Linked DNA regions of Homo sapiens: all the other regions are linked to region 1. The links are chromatin loops, found by intact Hi-C in ENCODE. Cell type or tissue: ovary. All regions are shown on one strand.

Region 1 (8,000 bases):
ACTGTCTTTGCAACTTTCTGTTGAATCTATAATTATTTCTAAATAGTAGTTTATTTTTTTGAGATGGAGTCTTACTCTGTTGCCCAGGCTAGAGTGCAGTGGTGCAGTCTCGGCTCACTGCAACCTCAACCTCTTGGGCTCAAGCGATTCTCCTGCCTCAGCCTCCAGAGTAGCTGGGACCACAGATGCCCACCACCACTCTTGGCTAATTTTTGTATTTTTAGTAGAGACAGGATTTCGCCATGTTGGCCAGGCTGGTCTCGAACTCCTGACCTTGGGTGATCTGCCTGCGTTGGCCTCCCAAAGTGCTGGGATTATAGGCTTGAGCCACTGCTCCTGGCCATAAAATAGTAGTTTAAAATGTGAGATTTTAAAATTTAAAAAAATCAACCAAGTCTTTGAACACTGCTGCGTCTTTCACGCTTATAGCACATCTAGGTTTGGACCCGAGACATTCAAGCAGCGGGTGTGGCCCGAGGCCACAGTGTCAGACAGCCATGTCCCTTGCTCCCTGCCCCAGCACAGCCTTCTTGAGCTGGGATTGCAGGAGGCCTGCACTGTCTCTGCCATGGACCGGTTGCCTGGTAGAGAAGCTACTGTCCTGCTTGGAGCCTCAGTTTGTGTATCTGTTAAGTGCGAAGAATGACAGTGCCTATCCCAGAGTGCTGGCTGCCAGGGTTAAGTGGGATGCTGCGTGTTCGGCACTTAGCATGGGCCTGGCCCATGGGCGGGTGATTGTGAGCCTGGACCACATCTACCTGTATTAATCATGTTTACAATCCCAAACGGCAGCTTCATCTGGTTGTACCTAGTGTTAGAAAGCCCTGCTGCCTCCCTCTGTTCATCTCCGCGAAACAGTCCATTCCTGGCCATGTCTTCTCCTTTGAACTGCTGGGCAGGAAGCAGAATGACCTGTCTGCATTTAGTCTGGGCACCGACTCCCTGGTTGCCCTCGATGCCTGGTGACTTCTGGAAAGGTGGCTTGCTGCCTGCCTGCCTGCTTGGAGGCCAGACCTTCTGTAAAGATCCGTGCAAAGCCTCTTTCGAAACTGAGGACTTCCGTCACCAGCCCTGGCTGCACGTTGTCACTGGGCCTGTTCACCATATAAGGCAATCCCTGCAGAGGCAGGGACCCAGGTAAGCAGGCGGCCCCACAAGCCTCGCTCCACTAAGCCACAAAGGCTCCCCAGCCGAGTGTGTGCACAGAGGACTTCAGCAACTAGGAGATTTTGTCACCTTTTATGGTGTTAGAAGAAGAAAAAGACCTGTGTACCACAAAAGCAGAAACAGAGCCTTAGCGCAGTGAGAACCGTGGGTTGAACTCACAGCGACTCTTACTGCAAAAGCAACGTTTTGTGAGAGGCCCAGGATGAAGCTACCTCTGCAGGGTGCCTGGTGCCCAAGATAAAGTGACAGGAGCTCTGAGCCTGGGGTTCCTGTGCAGTGGCAAGACAGCAGCGGCAGAAATCAGCTGCAGAATTTAAGTTGGTGGGGCTTTTGGATGGGGCATAACCCTCCCCCACGACCCCTCCTTAGCCTCGTGGCTCACCCACGGGGTCTTTCCCCACACCATCCTCCCCCAGATCAGGCTTCTCCACTGTCCTTGAAGCCTGTACTGTCGTCAAAGAACATCACCTCCCTCCACCCCCATTATTTTCATCCCAGTTCTGGGCTGCGGGCCACGTAAGCCAAGGTGGGGTGGAGAGTGGGCAGGAAGATCTTGGGGACACCTGAAGGATGAGGGAGGGAAGAACATGGGGACACGTGTTCCAGGCAAAGTGGAAAGGCCCGGGTGAAGGAGTTGAGCTGGGCCGTGCGCGTGGGGAGAGAGGACCATGGAAAGGTCGGGGTGAAGGAGTCGAGCTGGGCCCTGCATGTGGGGAGAGACCAGGCCCAGATGGTGGGGGCTGAGTGAGAGGGCAGCCTAGGGTGGTGGGCAGTCGTGGAAGGGTTTTAAAGTAGGTGAGAGGCAGGATCCATTTTACCTGGGGGAACTGAGTGGGGCAGGAGCAACCAACCGACCATTTGTTCATTCGGTAGCCATTTCTTTTTCTTTCTTTCTTTCTTTTTTTTTTTTTTTTGACTGGCTCTGTCACCCAGGCTGAAGTGTGGTGACACAATCACAACTCGCTTTAGCCTCTACATCCTAGGCTCAAGCAATCTTCCCTCCCCAGCCTCCCGAGTAGCTGGGACCAGAGACGTGGGCCACCACGCCCAGCTAATTTTTGACTCTTTGTAGGGTTGAGGGACCTCCCTGTGTTGCCCAGGCTGGTCTTGAAATCCTGGGCTCAAGTGATCCTCCCATCTTGGCCTCCCAAAGTGCTGGGATTCCAGGTGTGAGCCACCACTCTCGGTGAGCAGCTGTTTCTTGAGCCCCGGCTGCGGGCCAGACCAGGCCCAGGTGCAAGGGACATACACATGACGTCCCTGCGCTCAGGCTCTGTGTCTTGGTGGCACTTAGAGGACAGGGTGACAGTCTCCCTCAGCCTTTTGGACGCTGCTTTTCCTTTGCTGCCTTTTCCTGGATTTTTCTTGTTATCCGAAAGACCGCCAGGGTGGCTAAATGGTAGAAAGGAGAGCTTGGCGGGGGTATCAGTTTGCAAACTGGAAGAGACGGTCTCCAGTGTGTGCCAAAGGTAACCCCTCTTCCAAGAGGGGAGGAACAGGCTGGGTTTTATGCCTAACAGGGCCTGTAGCCCACAATAGTTGTACATATTCAGCAGGTTCGGGAGGAAGTGATATATATTTATGAAGGGAGCCGAGTGCATGGGCAGTGGGTAAACACATGTGACATACATATAACGTATATCACATGTTCACGTTGGAGTGAGGTTAGCATTAAAGAGAGGTGGAACTTGGCTCTTTGTGTGAAAAGGTGAACTGTAGGGCACACAGTCTGTGGGTAGCTTCTGTAAGCCGCCGAAACAGGCTTAAGGTCTGTAATTACTTATGGGAAAAGAATGTAAGTCCATTCCTTCGTCCGGTCAGAGTTGTAGCGGTTGGGATTGTAAATCAGAGTTAGGATAATTTGCCTGATAGCTCCAATTATTAGGGTGTTTTGCAAATGTGTTTTTTTTTTTCTTGCCGCCATAGGGATTTTAAAATTTGCCATGCCAGGCCAGGTGCAGTGGCTCATGCCTGTAATACCAGCACTTTGGGAAGCTGAGGTGGGCAGATCACGTGAGGTCAGGAGTTCGAGACTAGCCTGGGCAACATGATGAAACCCTGTCTGTACAAAAAATATAAAAATTAGCCAGGTATGGTGGCACATGCCTGTAATCCCAGATTCTTGGGAGGCTGAGGTGGGAGAATCGCTTCAGCCCAGGAGGCAGAGGTTGCACTGAGCCAAGATCGCGCCACTGCACTCCAGCCGGGGTGTCAAATAAATAAATTGGGCCAGGTGTGGTGGCTCACACCTGTAAACCCAGGACTTTGGGAGGCTGAGGCGGGCTGATCACGAGGTCAGGAGTTTGAGACCAGCCTGGCCAACATTGTGAAACCCCGTCTCTACCACAAATACAAAAATTAGCTGGGTGTGGTGGCGCATGCCTATAATCCCAGCTACTCAGGAGTTTGAGGTGGGAGAATTGCTTGAACCTGGGAGGCGGAGGTTGCAGTGAGCCGAGAGCACGCCATTGTACTCCAGCCTGGATGACAGTGAGACTCTGTCTCAAAAAAGAAAAAAATTAATTAATTTCCCATGCCAGCTGGGCCCTGAACCTTGAACACTGGAACCACAGGTAACTTTGTTTCCTTAACCTTATGGTCCATCTTAGCTGATACAGGGGCATCTATTTTGGCCTCTCAGATCACATTTCCTATCACCTCTGAAAGGATCCTGACTTAAGTTTTACCTGGGTAATTCAGAGGTGGGAAGAGGCAAGAACCCTAAGTTACTATTGGGTGCCCTAACTTTGAAAACCGCTGGGCCCTTCCCCCTGGTTGTAAGTTTCCACTTTGTTCTCACACCATGTGACCAGCACCCTGTCCCCCAATTCTCACCCCTACCTCCACTGTCCTAACCGAACTCAGTGCTCCAATGGCCAAGCGTTCAGGAAATGGTTTCCAAAAGCCAAAAAATGATCCAAGAGTACAGAATAGAAGGGGAGTGGAAGGGCAGCCTCATAGCAGGAGAGGCGGACAGGTGCCACCTCAGCCAGGTACTCAAGGGCGACATCGACGGCCGTGAGCCACACTGATAGTTCTGGCCCTTGAAACGATGTGACGAGAAGGGCCACTTCACCTCTGGGGTCTGTCTCCCAGACCCATACCCCCGTCCAATCACGAGGAGACCATCAGCTAAATCACAATAGTGGGGGACACTTGACTGAATCCCTGACCAGGACTCCTCAAATTGTCAAGAGCATCAGAAACAAAGAGTCTGAGCAACCGCGAGAGCCAGGAGCAGCCTGGGGACACCTGATGGCTAAATGTCTCGTGGGACCTGGGGTAGAAAAGGACATTAGGCAAACACGAAGGAAGAGTGAATAAAATGCAGGTGACTTACTCATATATGAATTGGCTCCTTCATGGTGACAGATGGACCAGAGTCATGTCAGATGTTAAGGCGCAGTGGAACAGGGTGCGGGTCGCACACGAACTCTCTATCATATTCTCAACAGTCCTTTATGTCTAAAACCATTGTAAGATTTCTTATTTAAAAACCATCACGGTAGCCATGTGTTTTGCGGTGATCGCGAGCGCCACCTGGTGGACACAGGACAGCATTGGCCGTGACCAACCTCCCTGGAAAGGAAGGAACCATTGCAGAGGATGCATGATGCGATGAGCCGCTGTGATTGATTCCGGTCTTGGGAAATGGAAAAGGCAGCTTCCTGCCCCGCAGTGGCTCCCAGTCCGGTGGAGGGAAATGGTGCAAGGCAAATTCAGGACTCCTGGTCACAGCCAGCATCTGTTCCATCTTTACCTGGGGTTAGGGACCAAGCTGACGGATCCCATCTTAACTCGTCCAAGGCAGCCTGGAGGGGTGCCACAATGCAGTCAGCCTTGTTTCCTGCTGCCCCTCAAACCTGCTCAGTGGGAACGCGGGAAGAGGGCTGCCCTCTTGTCCCTTCTTTCTACGCTATGAAAAGCCCAGACCTTTCCCGTGATTTTTTTTTTTTTTTTTTGACTATTCCTAGGGAATTAGTTCCTGGTACCACTTTAGATCAAAAGCAGTCTCTATTCATGAATTTAAAATGTTCGGTCCCAGGTAGTAAAATGTGGATGCTGACTTACCATTAGCTTTCCCCCATGCCCCCAAGAGCCTACTGGGGCAGCAGGGACTGTGGTTTTTCTCTTCCCTGCTACCCTCCTTCCATGTAGCTGCTGTTTTTGATGAGGATTGCCAGATAACAGGATGCCAAGCTAAGTTTGCATTTCAGATAAAGAGTGAACACTTTTTTAGTATAATTACATCTCATGCAATATTGGGGTCTTTTTCTACTAAAAAAAAAGTATTTGAAACTCAAACTTAGCTGGGCTTTTTTTTTTTTTTTTTTGACAGGATCTCACTCTGTTGCCGAGGCTGGAGTACAGTGGTACGATCATAGCTCACTGCAGCCTTGACCTCGTAGGCTCAAGTGATCCTCCTATCTTAGCCTCCCAAGTAGCTGGGGCCACAGGCTATTCATGAATTTAAAATTCATGCACCACCATGCCAGGCTAATTTTTGTCTAAGATACAAGGTCTCAATATGTTCTCCAGACTGGTCTTGAACTTCTGGACTAAAGCAATCCTCCTGCCTTGGTCTCCCAAAGCATTGGGAGCCACTGCACCTGGCCACTATCCTCTATTTTTTTTTTTTTTTTTTTTGAGTTGGAGTCTGGCTCTGTCACTCAGGCTGGAGTGCAGTGGCGTGATTTTGGCCCACTGCAAACTCTGCCTCCCGGGTTCAAGCAATTCTCCTTTTTCAGCCTCCTGAGTAGCTGGGATTACAGGAGTGCATCACCGCCCCTGGCTAATTTTTGTTTTTTAGTAGAGACAGGGTTTCACCATGTTGGCCAGGCTGGTTTCGAACTCCTGACATTGTGATCTGCTCGCCTCGGCCTCCCAAAGTGCTGGGATTACAGGCGTGAGCCACTGTACCTGGCCACCTATATTTTTATTTTTGGTGTCTGACCGCCTGATTTGTGACCCCCTTCCGGCTCGGAAGGAGGGATAGGGCACGGGAAGTTTTCACTTGCCCAGTGGGGTGAGATGTTGGCTTCCCATTGGTGCTATGAGAAATGACCCAAAAACTCAGTGGCTGAAGACACGTTAATGTGTTCTTACAGTCCCGCAATCAGAAGCCTAAAATCAAGGGGTCAGCAGCATGGTGTCCTCTGTGGAGGCTCTAGAGGAGATTCCCTTCCCTCTTCCATCTTCAGGGCGGTAGCGTGGCACTGTCCAGTGCCTCCTGCCCCCACCTGCTTCCCTACTTCCATCGCGGTCTCCTCCCAACCCTGAGCCTCCTGTCTTCCCCCATTAGGATTGCTGTGATTGCCTGGGGCCCACCTGGGTAATCCAGGATAATCGCCTCATTTCAAAGTCCTTAACTCAGTCGCATATGCGAAGTCCCTCTTGCCGTGTCAGGTAACATATGCGCAGGTTCTGGGGATTAGGTCATGGACGTCTTTGGGGGCTGTTCTGTGTCCCAAGGGGGTAAGCTGGCTTCAGGCGATCTGTGGCCCATGTTTCAAGTTGACTTTGAGCTTGTGGTCACTTGTGTGGATGTCCTTTGCGACTCTCCTAGCAGGCGGTGCCTGCTGCAGCCCTTAGCTGGGCAGTACCTGGCCTTTCACCCTCCTGGTTCACCCTGGGTCCTGGTTCACCCTGGGTCCTGGGTCACCCTGGGTCCTGGTTCACCCTGGGTCCTGGTCCTGTAGCCCCTCACTGCTGGGCTCCTGGTGTTCTACGGAAGGTCTCCTTCTGCGATGTCTCCAGGCTGCTGTGGCCACCTGTCCCAGATGCCCCACCTCTGACCTGCTGCTGGGAGGCAGGGCAGTCAGTTCCTGGCAACAGACCTTGCTCTGCTGCCCTGGCCCCTCAGCTGCCTCACGCGTGACATGGCCATTGGCTGGAGCTCTCCGAGGCAGGGCCACTGAAGCCCCCGAGCCCTGAGAGGCTGACCCTGCACTCACTCTAAGGGGAAATGGAACTCGGCCCTCTAGCAGGCCTCCACAGCCTTGACCCTTTCACACCACCATCTGTGTGAGGCCTCAAAAGATTGTGCACTTTCCTTGAAAAAAAAAAAAAAAAAAGAAAAATCTTAGTATCACTCCCATCGCATAAAATTAAGCATATTGAAGTGTATAATTCCATGACATTGAGGATAATACGTTCACAATTGCTGTACTATTGCCTCTGTTTAGTCCCAAAATATTTTTATTACCCCTGAAGGAGACCCCAGAGCCATTATTAGCAGTCACTCCTCATTCCTAACGCTCCAGCACTGGCAACCGCAATCTACTTTCTGTCTCTAAATTTGTCTTTTCTGAACATTTTACATCAAAGCTACAATATGTGGTCCTTTGTGTCTGGCTGCTTTCACGTAACCACAGTTTTTTTTTTTTTTTTTTTTTGAGGCAAAGTCTTACTCTGTCACCCAGGCTGTAGTGCAGTGCGCGATCTTGGCTCACTGCAACCTCTGCCTCCTGGATTCAAGCAATTCTCACGTCTCAGCCTCTTGAGTAGCTAAAATTACAGGCGCCCACCACCATGCCCGACTAATTTTTGTATTTTTAGTAGAGACAGGGTTTCACCATGTTGGCCAGGCTGGTCTGAAACTCCTGAGCTCAGGTGATCCACCGAGGTAGGTGATCCACCTACCTCGGCCTCCCAAAGTGCTGCGATTACAGGCATGAGCCACTGCGCCTGGCCATAACATCAGATTTTCAAGGATTATCCACGTTGTAATGTGTCAGTGGTTCATTCCTTTTTTTTAAATTGCCAAATATTATTCCATTGTGTGGATATACCATATCTTGTCTATCCATTCTTCAGATGGGCTTTTATCTTTT
Region 2 (8,000 bases), 210 kb before region 1:
ACGATAAATATTTCTTTCTTGGCAAAGTAAGCTGGCATGGTAACCATTCAAACATGGATTATGAATGATGTGATAAAATAATCCATACAAATGTGAAGGTTAAGACATCATTTTTGTATTTAACAAAATCATATGCATCATTCAAAGCACTACAATGAAGAAGCATTTATTATCAACACTATTCCAAAAGACAAAGTGTTGCTTGGCCAGACACGGTGGCTCACGCTTGTAATCTCGTCACTTCCAGAAGCCGAGGCGAGCAGATCACTTGACTTCAGGAGTTCAAGACCAGCCCAGCCAAAATGGTGAAATCCACCTCCACTAAAAATACAAAAATTAGCCAGGCATGGTGGTGGGTGCCTGTAATCCCAGCTACTTGGGAGGCTGATGCAGAAGAATTACGTGAACCTGGAAGGCGGAGGCTGCAGTGAGCCAAGATGGTGCCACTACACTCCAGCCTGAATGACAGAGGAAGACTCCGTCTCAAAAAAAAGAAAAAAGAAGAGGTGCTGCTTATAAAACAGAATATGACAACTTTATTGGGAGGAAAAAAGGTAATTTTTGCATATGCTGATAAAACTACAAAAAGGGAAAATGGCCAAATACTTATTCAGTAGCAAATACCAGTGAGTGGACGGACATAAATTATAATTTTGATAAAACTACAAAAGGAGGCCGGACACGGTGGCTCACGCCTGTAATCCCAGCACTTTGGGAGGCCGAGGCAGGCGGATCACGAGGTCAGGAGATTGAGACCATCCTGGCTAAACCCCGTCTCTATTAAAAATACAAAAATTAGCCGGGCGTGGTGGCACATGCTTGTAGTCCCAGCTACCCGGGAGGCTGAGGCAGGGGAATCGCTTGAACCGGGGAGGCAGAGGTTGCAGTGAGCCGAGATCGCACCACTGAACTCCAGCCTGGGCAACAGCGAGAAAAAAAAAAAGTAAAAAAGGCCAAATATTTATTCAATATATTTCAATTATTTATTCAATTTATTCAATATATTTATAGCAAATACCAGTGAGTGACAATTATTTAACTAAAATGATATCTGACTAAATGTTGAAGCAAGGCATGTTTGTGACACCAAAAAGTTTATCACAGAAATTCAGGACAGCCAACTGCTATTAAAATGTTCTGGTTTCACCATCTCCTTCTCCAAAAGCCTTCCTAACTTCCAATCAAATGTTATTTTAGGTGTTTGGTAAAATGAGGAATGTTATCAAAAGAGGGGAGGAGAAACTGCTGTTCAAAAAAGTCAATATCCTGAAAGGCTGTGGGAAACTTCCAGACTACAAAAAGCTAGAGACATGATAACTAAATACATTTCCTGACCCTAGACTGGATCCTGTGCTGGAAGGGAAAATTCTAGAAAGGACATTATATGGTCAACTCCCAAAATTAGAATATGGACAGGTTAGAAAAAAGTACTGCATCAATGTAAATTTGTGAAAGTGGTAACGTATTACTGTGGTTATTTAAGAGAATATGCCTATTCTTAGGAAATACACATTCAAGAATTTAGGATTAAGTGGCTACAGTGTATGTAATCTTCCCTGAAATCTCAAAGGGTTTGGAAAAATATTGTATGTCTGTATATTTGCATTTGTTAGCCCATGTCTGTGTGTCTGTATGTGTATCCGTATGAGTGTGTATTTGCAGACAGAGAATTCCAGCACACACAAATGATTAAGCAAATGGATTTAATCTTAACAACAGGTGGATCTGGGTAAAGGACCATCTGGGGATTCTTTGTACTATTTTTCTTTCCGCAACTTTTCAAGTTTCAAACTATTTGCAAATAAAGAGTTTTTGTTTGTTTGTTTGTTTGTTTGTTTGTTTTTTTAAAGCTAACACTGAAAATTGTGAGGTTATGAGGAAAACCTTTACCCTCTCCTTATGTTTGACTGTTTAGTGTTTTCTCTCCTCTGGAAGATTAACTTATTTCAAAGGCTGTCACATGAGGGGGGAAAATTGTAGGTGTTTGGGTAAAATAAAGATGAAAATAACGCTGTGTCTGACTTCACAGGATTTACAACCTAGTGAAGAGGGAAATGCCACTGATGACATGAATTAGTTTTGCCCATAACAGAGCAAGATAAAATACAGAACAATTCAGTTCACACGGGAGACTAAAAAGCACGAGTAAGTTCATCGTTTCTTGTAATTTCAAAGAAAGTGCAGAGCTTAGGACATATTGGTGGCTGTCATTAAAATAAAAGCAGGTACCTGGAGGCCCTGTCAGCCATGCCACACCACAGAAACTGTGACACTGCTGCGGCTAACTCTGCCCTTCCCACAGCTACACCAAATACCATCAGGAAAGACTGGGAAGCCCCCTAAGGTTTCAGCAACTCTGCCAGAGTCAGAACACTGGGGTCAAAAGGAGGTATCAGAAAGCAGTAACAAACGCTCCTTTCCCGCGTCCTGTGGTTGCATAGGAAATGCCCAGGGGCGGGACGGCACAGAAATGCCTGCGATTCGGGGGAGCAAAGTACAAGGGCTTCAGGCATTTCTTCCCCTTTTTAGGGGAAGTAAGACTGTGAACTAGAGAAGCTATTTATTCCCCTCCACCACTTCCCCTCATATCCCATCCGGCCTCCATCCCGGGCTTTCAAAACTCTCACTGTTCACATCTTTACTTTCTGATCCTTTCTCAAGAGGATGTGGAAAAAAATATACAAGAAACACTTCGAGAAAAGGGGGGCAAGCCCACACCACAGCAGGGATGGGAACAAAAGACACCTTCCTCCCTGAAGCATAGCCTGTTGGCTAAGCTGGCTCAGTTTACCTTCTGGAGGTGTGTGGAGGCCACTACGGCCCTCAGGGGGCCTGAGTTGAGAAACCCTGGGCAAAGGTTTAGACGAAGTGGGAAAACCAGTGTTCCTGCTAAAGGAAAAACAAAGACCTTGCCCTCAGCAATAAAGACACATTCCTCCATCTCAGCCCAAGGAAGGCGAGAAGGAGAAAAGATGTCTAATGTTCACTTGCACAACCTGCTGGCTACAGCTCTCCCGCCGGAACTGCGGGAAACGCCACTTTCGGCTTCAGGAGACGCTGGGGACTATCAGTACAGCACGGCACTAGGGGGCGCTGCAGCACAGCATTCTGAAAGTTTCATCTCTCTGGAAATTTGAATAAATATGCAGGTTGTTCCAAATTAACATTCTCTGCCTTCAAAAGGACTGATAGAAATAGGAGATCAGCCCTGAAGTAAGAATGTAAATACTTTGCTGCTGCATTTGTACCTGCAGTTTCCGAGGCAGGTGGACAACTATGACCAATCTCTAAGAACAATCTCCCATTCACAGATGCACAGCTAAGCCTCACAGTGGCAAATGGTATAACCAGGTCACAGTCAAATACACAAGAAGCTGAGAAGTATAAAGTATTCTCCCTCTTCTCCTGATCCAAATAAGCTCAATTTGGGGAAACATGAAAAGAGCAATAGACTGTTTGGCATGATTAAAGCCTTAATCTCATCTACAAAATGAAGGTATGTTGGACCAGACAACTTCTAAAATTCTTCCCATCTCCAAAAGGATCTCTTGGATCTAAAAAGGATTAAGAAACACGGGTTTGAAAATGTCGTCAGACAGGCCGGGCACGGTGGCTCACACCTGTAATCCCAGCACTCTGGGGGGCCGAGGCGGGTGGATCACCTGAGGTCAGGAGTCAGAGAACAGACTGCCAACATGGTGAAACCCTGTCTCTACTAAAAACACAAAAAAAAATTAGCCGGGCATGGTGGCAGGCGCCTCTAATCTCAGCTACTCAGGAGGCTGAGGCAGGAGAATTGCTTGAACCCAGCAGGCAGAGGTTGCAGTGAGCGGAAATCGTGCCATTTGCACTCCAGCCCGGGTAACAAGAGCAAAACTCCGTCTCAAAAAAGAAAAAAGAAAAGAAAGAGAAAAAGAAAAAGAAAATGTCATCAGACTAATGCATGCTACAACAGGATGACTTTGAAAACATTATACTAAGTTAAAGCCACACACAAAGAGCCATAAATTGTTTCTTCCATTCATATGAAATGCCAAGAATAGGCAAATTACCAGACACAGAAAGATCATGGTTGCCAAGGGCTGGGAGGAGAGGAGAATGGGGGAGCGGGAGGCGGTGACTGCTAATGAACATGAGCTTTCTTTTGGGGATGATGAAATGTTCTAAAATGGACTACGGTGTTAGCTGCAAAACTTTGTGAATACACTAAAAACCACTGAAATGCATATTTATTCAAATACACAAACTCCACAGCATGTGAATTATATCTCAATAAAGTTTTAAAAAAGGTCAGTACTTATATCAAAATAAAAATTTTAATTTCTTTACTAGGCTTTATGAATCAAAGCCCAGTAAGTTATGGGTGCTAGCTGATATCTACTGAACAATCATTGTGTGCTTTCAACTTCAGAAGGTGGTGTGGGTGGTTCTGAGGACATCTGGAGATGACACTATCATCAACTAGTGAATGCACACCAGGAAGTTCGCCAATTTAACAATATGCACTGAGCATCAACAATCCACACTCAACTATGCGAGACTACGAGAGTAAAACTTTGAACACAACACACACAGGGGTCAGGGCATGGTGACATTTACAGTTTTATTACAGTGCAAGCCAACTGCAAGCTGAACTAAGTGTTACAAATGGCAGAAGCAGACAAAGGAAGAAGGAGGAAGAGAAGTTTTGTTCCCTCACTAATAGGGCTATAGCAAAATTTTGCTTTACTTTCTTGGGGCAAAGAGGTCCTGAGAAGCGAACAAAGTAGACAAACTATCACAAAGTCACTCTCACAGGCAGCCTCTCTCCTTGAAACTCAAATGTCAAAGTACTGCAATTGAGTGTCTACTTCCCTGTTTGTATATTCTATTTCTACTATTAAAGTGCTATCAAAAAGTAATCATTTTACCTCTCAAAGTATGGTTTTTAACAGGTTGGCTGTATATTAAGTGCTTTCATGGAGATTCCGAGCTAAAATTTCCTTCAGAAATTTTAGATTGAATTCAGATTGAATCTCCAAATTAGAAAACATGATTCACTTAACAGAAACCCACTTTTACCAACTTTCCAGTCCTGTGTCTATATTAGAACTGTATTACAAAATGGCCATTAAATTTTAACTCGCTTTGCTCTTAACTAGTACTAAATAGCAAGGTAATATAGATAGCCCTCATTATTGAATAACTTCCTGTGTAAAATTGCTATTGTATGAAACACAGCAGATAAATTAGGGAGTAAATTCAGTCAACTTTATCTGGGATAGCCCTAGTAGAAGTTCAAGATTCCACCAACTTTCATATTCATTACAATCACCTTGGTGCTGACCTTAAGAAAAAAAGAAATGGAAGATGAAACCAATAAAAAAGAAACTGTAACAGAAGCAGTTCTATCTTTGCTGGGGCCAAGGACGAACAAAAGAAGAGGCTGCAAGGGGGCTCAATGTCATTCTGGGGAATGACAGAACTGGTGTCTTGATTGTGGAGGTGATTACACAAATGAATACATCTGTTAAAATTCATGGAAATATACACTTTAAATGGGTGAAATTCACCGCACATACGTTATACCTCCATAAAGCTGATTTCTTTAAAGTACAAGAATCGAGTTAGATCCATCTTTGTTTAGCCAGAAGTTAATGCAGTAGACTTGGCATAGAGTAGGTGCTCAAAATAGCTTTGTTGAACAAATGAATTCAGGAAGAGGAAGATGAAAAAACCCACACAAATAAAAAGCTTATCTAAGGATAAGGAATAATTTCTCCAAACTACATAGCAATCATTGTGACTTCCCAGGCGTCAGTGGGCTGACAGTCTTAACTTGATCACTCTGAATGGTTTTTATTCTCATGTTTTTATTATCACCAGAGATGTTCCAGCTAGGAGTACATCTTTCATTCTCAAATATAATCTTCAAATAAATACAATCAAGAAATAACACTTATTTTTAAAGTATAACACTTAAACTTATATTTTAAAATATAAGACTTATTCAACGTAAGTGAATTAAGCTTCACAGAACACTTTAAAGGAACACCTATTTTGACCTAAAGAAAAATCATTAACAATTACCATGTGATCCATTTCCCAAGCTAAAGAGAAACCACTTTTCAAAATCTTAAGTGTATAAGGGGGAAAAAAGGCCAAAAAAAAAAAAACCCTGGATGTGATCAGAAGGTATCGGAGCCGGTCAATCCTTTTAAAATCGACTTTATTCCCCACCCCCCATCTTTGACCCTCAAATAAGACCACCGGTTTCCAGTGTGAAGCAGGCATGCATCCTGTATTTCTTGGTCCCTCCTTTCTGCTCAAACTGTCTTTCTGGGCACATTTCACTAAGAACCACCTATTTGTACTCAGTTTCACTTTGCTGTCAATGACAGGAACTCATGTTCCTAGGGACAAAAAATTATCATTTAAATTGATGTACTATAAAATTAAGACGACTGAGCCGGACGCAGTGGCTCACACCTGTAATCCCAGCACTTTGGGAGGCCGAGGCGGACAAATCACTTGAGGTTAGGGAGTTCGAGACTGGCCAACATGGTGAAACTCCATCTCTACTAAAAATACAAAAATTAGCTGGGCGTGGGGGAGTCTGCCTGTAATCCCAGCTACTCGGGAGGCTAGCAGGAGAACTGCTTAAACCTGGGAGGTGAAGGTTTCAGTGAGCCAAGATCACACCACTGCACTCCAGCCTGGGAGACAGAGTGAGACTCTGTCTCAAAAAAAGAAGACTGACAATATCAAATGTTGGTGAGGACAGAGAAGAAGCATTCTCATACACTGCTGGTGCAGATAGAAAACGGCATGGCCGCTTTGAAAAAGCCTTGCAGTTTCTTACAGAATAGAATATACGCTTACCACATTTTACCCACAAGAAATGAAAACCTATGTCCACACAGACACTTGTACATGAATGTGAACAGCAGATTCAAACAGTGGGAACAACAAAAATGTCTATCAAGAGGAAAGAGACAAGCAAACTGTGGGACATCCACAAAGGAATACTACCCAGTACTGAAAAGGCTGGAACTCAACACTCAACATGGCTAAATCTAAATAGTTGGGTCAGGTGAAGGTAACCAAACAAAAGAGTACAGTTTGTGTAATTCTGGGCCAATGTAATTCTAGAAAAGGCAAACTTTCTTAGCCTATAGTGACAGAAGCAGACCACTAGCTGCCTGGACAAGGTGGGGATTCATGGCAAAGGGGCATGAAGAAACTCTCTGAGCAATGGAAATGTTCTATATATGGAGTGTGGTAGTAGTTACTACTTTGGTGTATACATCTGTCAAAACTCAAACTGGGCTGGGCGTGATGGCTCCCAGCCTGTAATTCCAGCACTTTGGGAGGCCAAGGTGAGAGGATCACTTGAGAGGAGTTCAAGATCAGCCTAGGCAACACGGTGAAACCCTGTCTCTATGAAAACACAAAAAATTAGCCAGGTGTGGCGGCGTGTGCCTGTAGTCCCAGCTACTCGAGAGGCTGAGGCAGGAGAATTGCTTGAACCCGGGAGGCGGAGGTTGCAGTGAGCTGTGATCGCGCCACTGCACTCCAGCCTGGCAACAGAGCAAGACTCAATCTCTAAAACAAAACAAAACAAAACAAAGCCAGACTTGGTGGCACATGCCTGTAGTCCCAGTTACTTGGGAGGGCTGAGGCAGGAGGATGGCTTGAACCCAGGAGGTCAAGGCTGCAGTGAGCTATGATCACACCACTGCACTCCAGCCTGGGAGACAGAGCAAGACCTCGTCTGAAAAACAAAGACAAAAAACCTCGAACTGCAAACTTAAAATGGGTACATTTATTGTATTAAATTATACTTCAATAAGGTTGACTTTTTAAAAATTGTTATGCACAATCTATGTAAAGCAGATGAAGCAGTACCATAATCAAAGCTCTTGAAGACCAATGGCCACAGTTGTAATCTTTCATTTACAGAAGAATAATTCCTCAGTACGCTCTATTTGTTAATCTCTCATCTACGGAAGAAGAATTCT
Region 3 (8,000 bases), 230 kb before region 1:
TGGGGCCGTCAAGGCTCCCCAGATTGAAACGGGTGTGCCTGGGGCGGAAGGCTCCATGTGGAGCCTGCCCTTTGAAGGCTGTGAAATCACATTAGAAACTAGAACGTGTTGTGTCATTCAGCTTATGCAAGACTGATTATTTCTAAGACACAGATGTGCTGTACACATCTCAATTCTCAATCTTATCAGAACATAAAACATTCTAGAATGTGATGTAACGTGAACAGAACCATTTCAGTATGTTATAATTAGTATCAAACATTTACTCAATACCATGTTTGATCATCTCACTAGAAGGCAGATTCCTAGCCAGCACAGTTCCTCTTCTTATGGAGGAACACTCACAATGGACGCCATGTGCCTTGCACCGCATGGCAGAGAGCTCAGAGCCCAATGTGCCAGGCAGACGAAGTGCAGGACGGCCTGCACGCTTGGCTTCAACAACCCAATCAATACATTAGGAAGATGGAAACTCAATACTCAGGTAATGCAGGCAGAGGCTCTTAAAACCACGAATCCTAACACAGCATTTCTCCAAGGCTGCTCACTGCAGTACATGCAGTAGAGAGGACTGGACTACAAGGCAGGGGGCGAGGGAGGGAAATATACAGAGATTAGTGACACAAGGGCCCTGCTCAGAGAGTTCACATTTATTAGGGAGACAAATACAAACAACTGAGAATGAAAACATGGAGGGAGGGGAGAGAAAGCTGTGAATAGCTTTAGAAAAAGGATTCTTCTGGATGCAGGAAACAGTGATCAACTTCTATCAGAAACTAGAGAGGTCAGTGGAACTTGATGGATCACTGAATTGCTAAGGGCAGGGTGAAGGAGTGGTATCTCAAGCTTTAGGAACATCTAAAACAGGCAGTGCTTGAGGTGAAGGACAACCATTCACCTTGATGTGATTATTACTTGTTGTATGCCTGTATGAAAATATCTCATGTACCCCATACATATATACACCTATTATGTACCTACAAAAATTAAAATATAAAAAAATTAAAAAACACAAAAATAGAAAAGGCCGAGATCTAAAAGGGAAGCCACGATGAGGTGCCTCTGCAAAGGGCTTGCTGCAGCTGGAGGTAGTGGGAGGGAGCAGAATAAAGCATCCTAAACCATTCATCCAACAAATGTACTGAGGGCTTACAACATTCCAGATACTACAGGCGCAGTGACAGACACAGAGAAATGGATCCTGCCATCAGCAGCTGAGCAGGCTGGAAAGAGAGGCAGGTCCATGACAGTGCCCACAGGCTCTGTACAGTCGAACAGGCACTGGAAGAGAAACTAATGTCATGGAAACACAAGATACCCAGAAAGGCTGCAGAGAAAAGCAGGCCTGTCACTAACTGTGCAAACTGGTGGCAAGATTCCAGTCGTGTTTTTGGCAGAAAAAAGGCAGGACTTAGAGGGAACAGAGTAAAGAATGGAGAAAAAGGGCCAAGAAGCAGTCACTGAAAAGGGCAGGCAGGCTGGAAGGAGGGAGGGGGAAGCAGAACTCCAGAGGCTGGGGGAGCTGGTGGTGCCCACTGCACAGGGAGGAGGGTGAACTCAAAGAAGTGATGTGCATGGGAACATCATGGGGCATTTGTAAGCACTGGTTCAACATGAGCAGCATGCTCACCACGTGCAAAGCACACAGTGACAGAGGAAGTCCCACTGACTCAGATGTCTGAGAGGTTGACATCAGCCAATTAAAAGGTGGCTCAGGAGGCTGAGCAGCCCGGCTTCCCGGTCCCTCAAGCTTCATTCATTTTATTACTTGTCCTAAGCTATTGTTAGATCTGCTCTTTCCCTTATGGTCTCCCACATTTCTTATAAATCTAAAATTTTAGATATAATCACTCCCTGATGTTACTGGAGATAAAACGTTTGGTTAGTCTTTTCAAGGCTTCTATTGAAGCCTAAATTGTAATTAAAACCCCTTTCATAAGTCTGACCATGCTAACTGAACAGGGAATCCAAACCTCTAACTCTCAAAGAAAAAGTTTGGCATCAGTTTCCTGGAGGCCAGTAAGGGCCTTTAAAGTGATTCAGATTGAAAAATGATCTCGACAAGTTTGAATTGTGCAAGGGCAGCCTGCAATCAATAATTAAACAACCTTGTTGGTATTCCAACGCTGGGTACTTAAGCAATACAAAATCATTGCATCTCCATAAGCACCATCTCTGGCAATCAGCTTAGTGCCTGTGATGGAGACCCAAAAAAGTAACAGACCAGGAGGTGAAGAGTTGACCTGAGTTCCCAAGAGTCAGCGACAGACCAGGACATGAATGTGAACTGCAAGAACAACAGATGCCAGCTGCCCCTTAGTTTACAAAGAACACAGGCTCAGAAGCTAGCTGGCGCTGGAGCCAGCAGGCTGCTTAGCAACAAGACCCAAAGTTCGCTTCAACTCCAGCATGTGCTGATGAAGAGTAACATACCTGTTGCACTCAGAACTGTTAGGAAAAAAAGAACTCAACAACCATTTCCTAAACTAAATCTTACATGGCTGGCACTCCGAAGCACAGGATACGCTTTAAAACCAATTCACTAGTCAAAGTGATTCAGCAATTAAATACATTACAGTTTACAGCAAAAACTTCAAGCTACAAAGAAATGTTTATTCAAATGGGAAACAATGTTTACAGGTAGCCTGCCCACCCAGCACGTATGGCCAAATTCCCTTCAGGGAAATAAGGAGAGAACTAGCTTACCATCAGGTAGTTTATCCACAGCCTGTGTGCCACACAGAACTGTTCCACTGTATGGAGGAAGCTGCACAAGGAATCAGAAAACAAATTTTAATTCAACAAAATGTTAAAACCAACGCTTACCATTTAATTAAGGCAACAATTCATTAAAACTCTTAATCCATACAACTTTGCATGCCGTTACTTCTAGCAGAATAACATACATGAAGAGTCAGTGCAATCTAAATCATCTTCATTTAACGAAAAAAACACAATAGAAATGCTTTCAAATATTTATCACTATTAAACAGATCCGAAAATGAAGCCAAAAGGAATAAAAATGAACTCCAATGGACATGTAAATCAGCTACAATGAAATGCTTATGATACATCCTTCTTTCCACAGGATGTCAGTGACTGACCATCCAGACCACAGACACTTTTGTTTGTGCACTAGCGAAGATGACTCTTCCTGACTGCACCTCTTATTCACGATCACTACATTGCAACACAGCCAGTAGAGGCTGGGACCAGGTCCATGGTCGGAGAGCAGAGGAAAGCGCACTATAAACAAAAAGCCTGGTGACTGCAGCTCCCTTTTTAACACAGTGCCTTAATTAACTACATTAACAGCTAGAAGTCACATTCCTTGTTTGGCAGACAGAAAGCAGAATGGGAACTGTCTGACTTCTTTGTAAAAAGCTGAAAGGTTATCTCAAAAATAACTTAAATTTTTCTTCTTCCTAGCTATTCCATAACATTTATTTAAGAGTTGGAAATGCTTCCAATGGACACATTGGGTGTAAGAAAGTTTAGGAAGGGGCAGGGCATGGTGGCTCATGCCTGTAATCCCAGCAATGAGGGAGGCTGAGGTGGGTGAATCACTTGAGGTCAGGAGTTCTAGACCAGTCTGGCCAACATGGTGAAACCCCATCTCTACTAAAAATACAAAAAATCAGCTGGGCGTGGTGGCAGGCACCTGTAATCCCAGCTACTTGGGAGGCTAAGGCAGGAGAATCGTTTGAACCTGGGGGATGGAGGTTGCAGTGAGCCGAGATCGCGCCACTGCACTCCAGCCTGGGCAATAGAGCAAGACTTTGTCTCAAAAACCAAAACAAAACAAAACAAAAAAAAAACAAACCCTGTCTCTACTAAAAAATACAAAAAATTAGCCGGGCATGGTGGTGGGTGCCTGTAGTCCCAGCTACTCAGGAGGCTGAGGCAGGAGAATGGCGTGAACCCGGGAGGCGGAGCTTGCAGTGAGCCGAGATAGTGCCACTGCACTCCAGCCTGGGCAACAGCACAAGACTCTGTCTCAAAAAAAAAAAAAAGGTTTAGGAAGAAAAGGGGTAAGGTAAGCAGAGAGATAAACTGCTACCTGAGGGCAGAACAAAAGAACAAAAAGACATTCTGGTGCAGCACTTCCCAAAGTCTGTTCACTGCAGTACAAAGGCCAGTGCAGGAACGGCCCTAGGGCCGCAAAGTTCAGAGGCTCCTAGGTAAGTCTCATGCCCAATACTGTATGAGAGCTGCTGCTTGATTGGCTTCCTCAGCTGAGTTCTCCAATGAGATCTCAGCACACCAATTCAATAATCACAGCAATAAAAGCTTCTCTCTGCTAGTAACGCAGTAAGTTCTCTTCCCAGAGAATTATGACAAACAGGAAAACACAGGGCAATTCAAAAGAAGCCAACACCTTCAGGAGTTGACAGCTGCACTTATCTCCACCACCAGGGGGCAACCTAGTACGCATCACGTTGACACCCAGAAGAAAGCATTCTGTATGCTGAGATGGGCTACACTAGCCTTGGCACCCGCAAGGCAAAGACCATTCCACACACCAGCATTGATGCTGGCAGGCACCTGGAGCAGAGAGGTGGGTCTATAAGGGCAGTGGACACAGCGGCCATGTGTGTCTCAGGAAGCCTCCATCTCGTTCAAAACCCTCTGTGGTCAAAGAAGACAGTTTAGAAACTGATACATAGAATGCCCTCTTTTTCTGTTAATGACACTAGGATGCCCCCTGGTGACAGAAAGCTGTGTTATTTTGAGGCATGAAAAGTGTTTTGAATCACTCTATTTTTACACAAAATTTATTGTAACATCAAGAAATCATCTTTTTCTGAGTCAAAACAGTTTCATCACTATTATATCAATGTTCTCTTCACACTTCCCAGTATTCTGTTCTGCTCGGGGAAGAGAGAATGCTGAAGGAAACCTCCAGACCCGAGAGACTGCAGCAGGCTGGGAAGACGCACAATTCAGAGAAGGGACCTCTTCACCCATCCACTTCACAAGGCAGAGAGCTGTTAGAACCCTGCTCACCATCTTCCGGCTGTCCCCTTCCTCAACATTCAACCACGGGGTGTGAACACTCACTCAACTCCCAGCCACTCCCACAACATGCAGAAGAAAACCCCAGCAATCGGGAAAAATACACAGATGACGCTGAGGACAAGCCAAGTGGAGAGGCGGGGCCGGTAATGCCAGGTGGCGCTGACTGAGGGTGGAGAGGCTGGAAAGGCTGGACCAGTGACACCAGGTGGCACTGACTGGGCACTCAGGGTGTGCCAGGCACACATCCTGCTCCTCAACAACTCTGGGGAGGAGGTCCTGTTACTGTGGCCCTCTGACAGATGAGGAAGCCAGGCGACACTGCCAGCTTCAGATGAGGAAGCCAGGTGACAGTGCCAGCAGGTGACACTGCCAGTAAGAGGCACAGCAGGGATCTGGTGAGACGACCACCAGCAAACTCCCAGATGACACTGCCACCTTCAGTAAGCATGCTCAACACACTTACTTTGATTTGCTAAGCTGATAAAAGAGCGCACCTGCAGGAATGCCAGATGGGTTGTGGCACTGTGGAAATGTGTGTGTTTTATTCCACAGGCACACAGCACCTTTCATTCAGCAAACCTCCCTCACACATCAGATGCACTTAGTCTGTGGTAACTGGGTATCTAAATACACAACAGAATAAAAGTGCCAGGATGGTTCGAAGTTCACTCATTAACTATATAACTATTTGTAAGAATACAAAGTTCAAAAATCAAAGCAAAGACATAAAATTCCCTAGACAAATGCAAAGTGAGCAAGGGAAAAAACTGTCATCTATTAATAGTTATGCTAAACGCACAGTGTGAAAACAGTGCTGCGGCCTTGTGAAAAGGATACCTGGGCCCGTGGCTATAGGAAGGTCATGTTCTGAAGTCTCCCTCTGGGCTACCTGTGTGTTCTGCTTTCCGTCTCAAAGACTCTCCTGAACCACAAAGCCCTCCTTTAAAATCCCATTAAGATACCAAATTAGGCCGGGCGTGGTGGCTCACGCCTGTAATCCCAGCACTTTGGGAAGCCGAGGCGGGCAGACCACGAGGTCAGGAGATCAAGACCATCCTGGCTAACCCGGTGAAACCCCGCCTCTACTAAAACCACAAAAAATTAGCCGGGCGAGGTGGCGGACGCCTGTAGTCCCAGCTACTCGGGAGGCTGAGGCAGGAGAATGGTGTGAACCCGGGAGGCGGAGCTTGCAGTGAGCCGAGATCACGCCCCTGCAGTCCAGCCTGGGCGAGAGAGCGAGACTCCCTCTCAAAAAAGAAAACACACCAAATTAAGAACTGTCTCTACTCTCTACTCTCCATGAGTACCCACACACACCCACACCACACACACTGCCCACTGCCAACACTATGTCATCGGGGGCTTATTGACTCAGTCATGGTTGGGATGTGTGCTACTTCCAAAGCTGAGATTCTGGAAACTAAAGAATGGTGAGCATTTTCTCTTTCTTTCTGAACATAAATAACAGGATTACGACTGAGGTTTAAACATGCTTATTAAATAAGGTGACTGCATTTTTTCCACTGGAGAAAATAATTTTTAAATCACTGGAGCACAACTCTAGAAAAGATGCCAGCTACCTTTCACCTGAATTCGTTTCTCCTGATGCCACTAAATTACTAGCCACCTTATCTTGCCAGTGGCAAGCTGCCAAGCAAGCAAACTAAAAGACAAAGCAGCCCTCCGCTGGCAGGAGGCGCTTCTGCAGGAAGGCAGAATGCTCTTTCATCTTAACATCCCACATTTCTTAATTTTGGTTTTTCAATTCATGGCCCCAAGTAGAGAAAACAATATTTTATCAAGCTCCTAACAACGGAGAAAAAGCATATGAAAAATTCGACTAGATTGTAACTCATGCCACAGCCACATGGTAGAAACACTGCATGTTTGAGCGGCAATTATGTTACCTGAGAGATAAAAGGCCAAACTGTGCTGTAGAAGTGACACGCCCTCCCCTCGCCACTCACACACCCACAGGTCCAAGTGACACGCCCTCGCCACTCACACACCCACAGGTCCAAGTGACACGCCCTCGCCACTCACACACCCACAGGTCCAAGTGACACGCCCTCGCCACTCACACACCCACAGGCCCAACCACATGCCGCCCCATGAAAGTGAGTTCCTGTGTAATCATGTGCTATTATAATTCAGATTCCTGAAGATTGGGGAAAACAACTCCATCCGATTATGTTAATTAGCCTGCATTTCCCTTTTGCAGGTTACTGTGATTTTGATAAACTCTTTTTATACCCCTCCAAACTTCACCGTATGTTAAAAAATAAGAAAAACAGAAAAGCCCAAATAAGCCCACACACACTACGAGTTCTGAAGCTTGAGCTCATTTTCATGAGACACAGTCACGTCTTCTGTGAATAAAAGGTTTGGCATAACTTACCATCTGTACCCTTTTCATCCATTTCTACTAACATCTGTTACTCACTAGTTATCGGACCATACATTAGCTGATTTCCCAACATTTCTGTGACGTGAATAAGCATTCTGCATTTTTTCAATTTAAAAAACAAAAGAAAGAGAAAAGAAATGGGAGGCCCAAAAGGAAAGAACGTGCCCAAACCCTCCGAGCCTGTGGAAGTGGCAGAACTGAAGCGACCCCAGGCCTTCAGACTTGAAATACGGTGCACTTTTCACTTTCCTATCACATGAAAACTCAAGTTTTTGTCTACTCACTTGCAAACAGGTACCCACCCATCCACATGTGTACACACTTGAGAAAACCTGTAGCAACTAAAACGTATGGTTACATCAGTGTGATGTGGGAAAAAATACAAAATCCCCTTACTTAAAAACACACACACCACACACACACACACACACACACACACACACACACACACACCACCCGGGCCTGGCAGCACACACCTGTAATCCCAGCTATTCAGGGGCTGAAGCATGAGAACCCCCCTGAGGCGGGGCGGGGGGTCAAAGTTGCAGTGAATTGTGATTGCACTCTGCACTCC

Evidence for each region. Hi-C counts contacts between places; a loop is a spot of excess contacts. Peaks named below come from ENCODE experiments on the same cell type or tissue, not always from the same donor. Only the 100,000 strongest peaks of a DNase experiment are listed, where the experiment ranks them.
Region 2: it touches region 1 in a loop (7-fold over the local background); 98 of 110 quality-filtered maps call a loop at or near these places.
Region 3: a loop joins it to region 1, with 6 times the contacts of the local background. A loop is called at or near these places in 16 of 110 quality-filtered maps.

Annotation. Positions count from the first base shown.
Region 1 is chr16:84,508,230-84,516,229 of GRCh38, reverse strand. LOC124903735 (a long non-coding RNA gene) reads right to left here and starts at 5,487. Exons shown (of 2, transcript XR_007065148.1): 1 at 4,508-5,487. RefSeq lists enhancers at 773-1,042, 1,213-1,292, 1,313-1,372, 1,403-1,452, 1,630-2,237 and 5 more. In ovary, a CTCF peak has its summit at 4,694 (motif pointing left); DNase peaks (open chromatin) are centred at 1,076 and 4,729.
Region 2 is chr16:84,721,302-84,729,301 of GRCh38, reverse strand. All of the region lies in intron 1 of USP10 (ubiquitin specific peptidase 10), which reads right to left. LOC124903737 (a long non-coding RNA gene) reads left to right here. Exons shown (of 3, transcript XR_007065154.1): 3 at 248-1,821. Among named protein-coding and RNA genes, the nearest start is that of USP10, 25 kb to the right of the region's middle. RefSeq lists enhancers at 2,045-2,545, 2,771-2,820, 2,945-3,239. In ovary, a CTCF peak has its summit at 3,094 (motif pointing right); DNase peaks (open chromatin) are centred at 2,521, 3,061 and 4,098.
Region 3 is chr16:84,735,076-84,743,075 of GRCh38, reverse strand. It overlaps USP10 (ubiquitin specific peptidase 10), which reads right to left. Exons shown (of 14, transcript NM_005153.3): 3 at 2,707-2,767. Among named protein-coding and RNA genes, the nearest start is that of USP10, 39 kb to the right of the region's middle. RefSeq lists a silencer at 3,079-3,373 and enhancers at 4,335-4,384, 5,714-6,679, 6,680-7,645. In ovary, a CTCF peak has its summit at 4,419 (motif pointing right); DNase peaks (open chromatin) are centred at 3,203 and 4,435.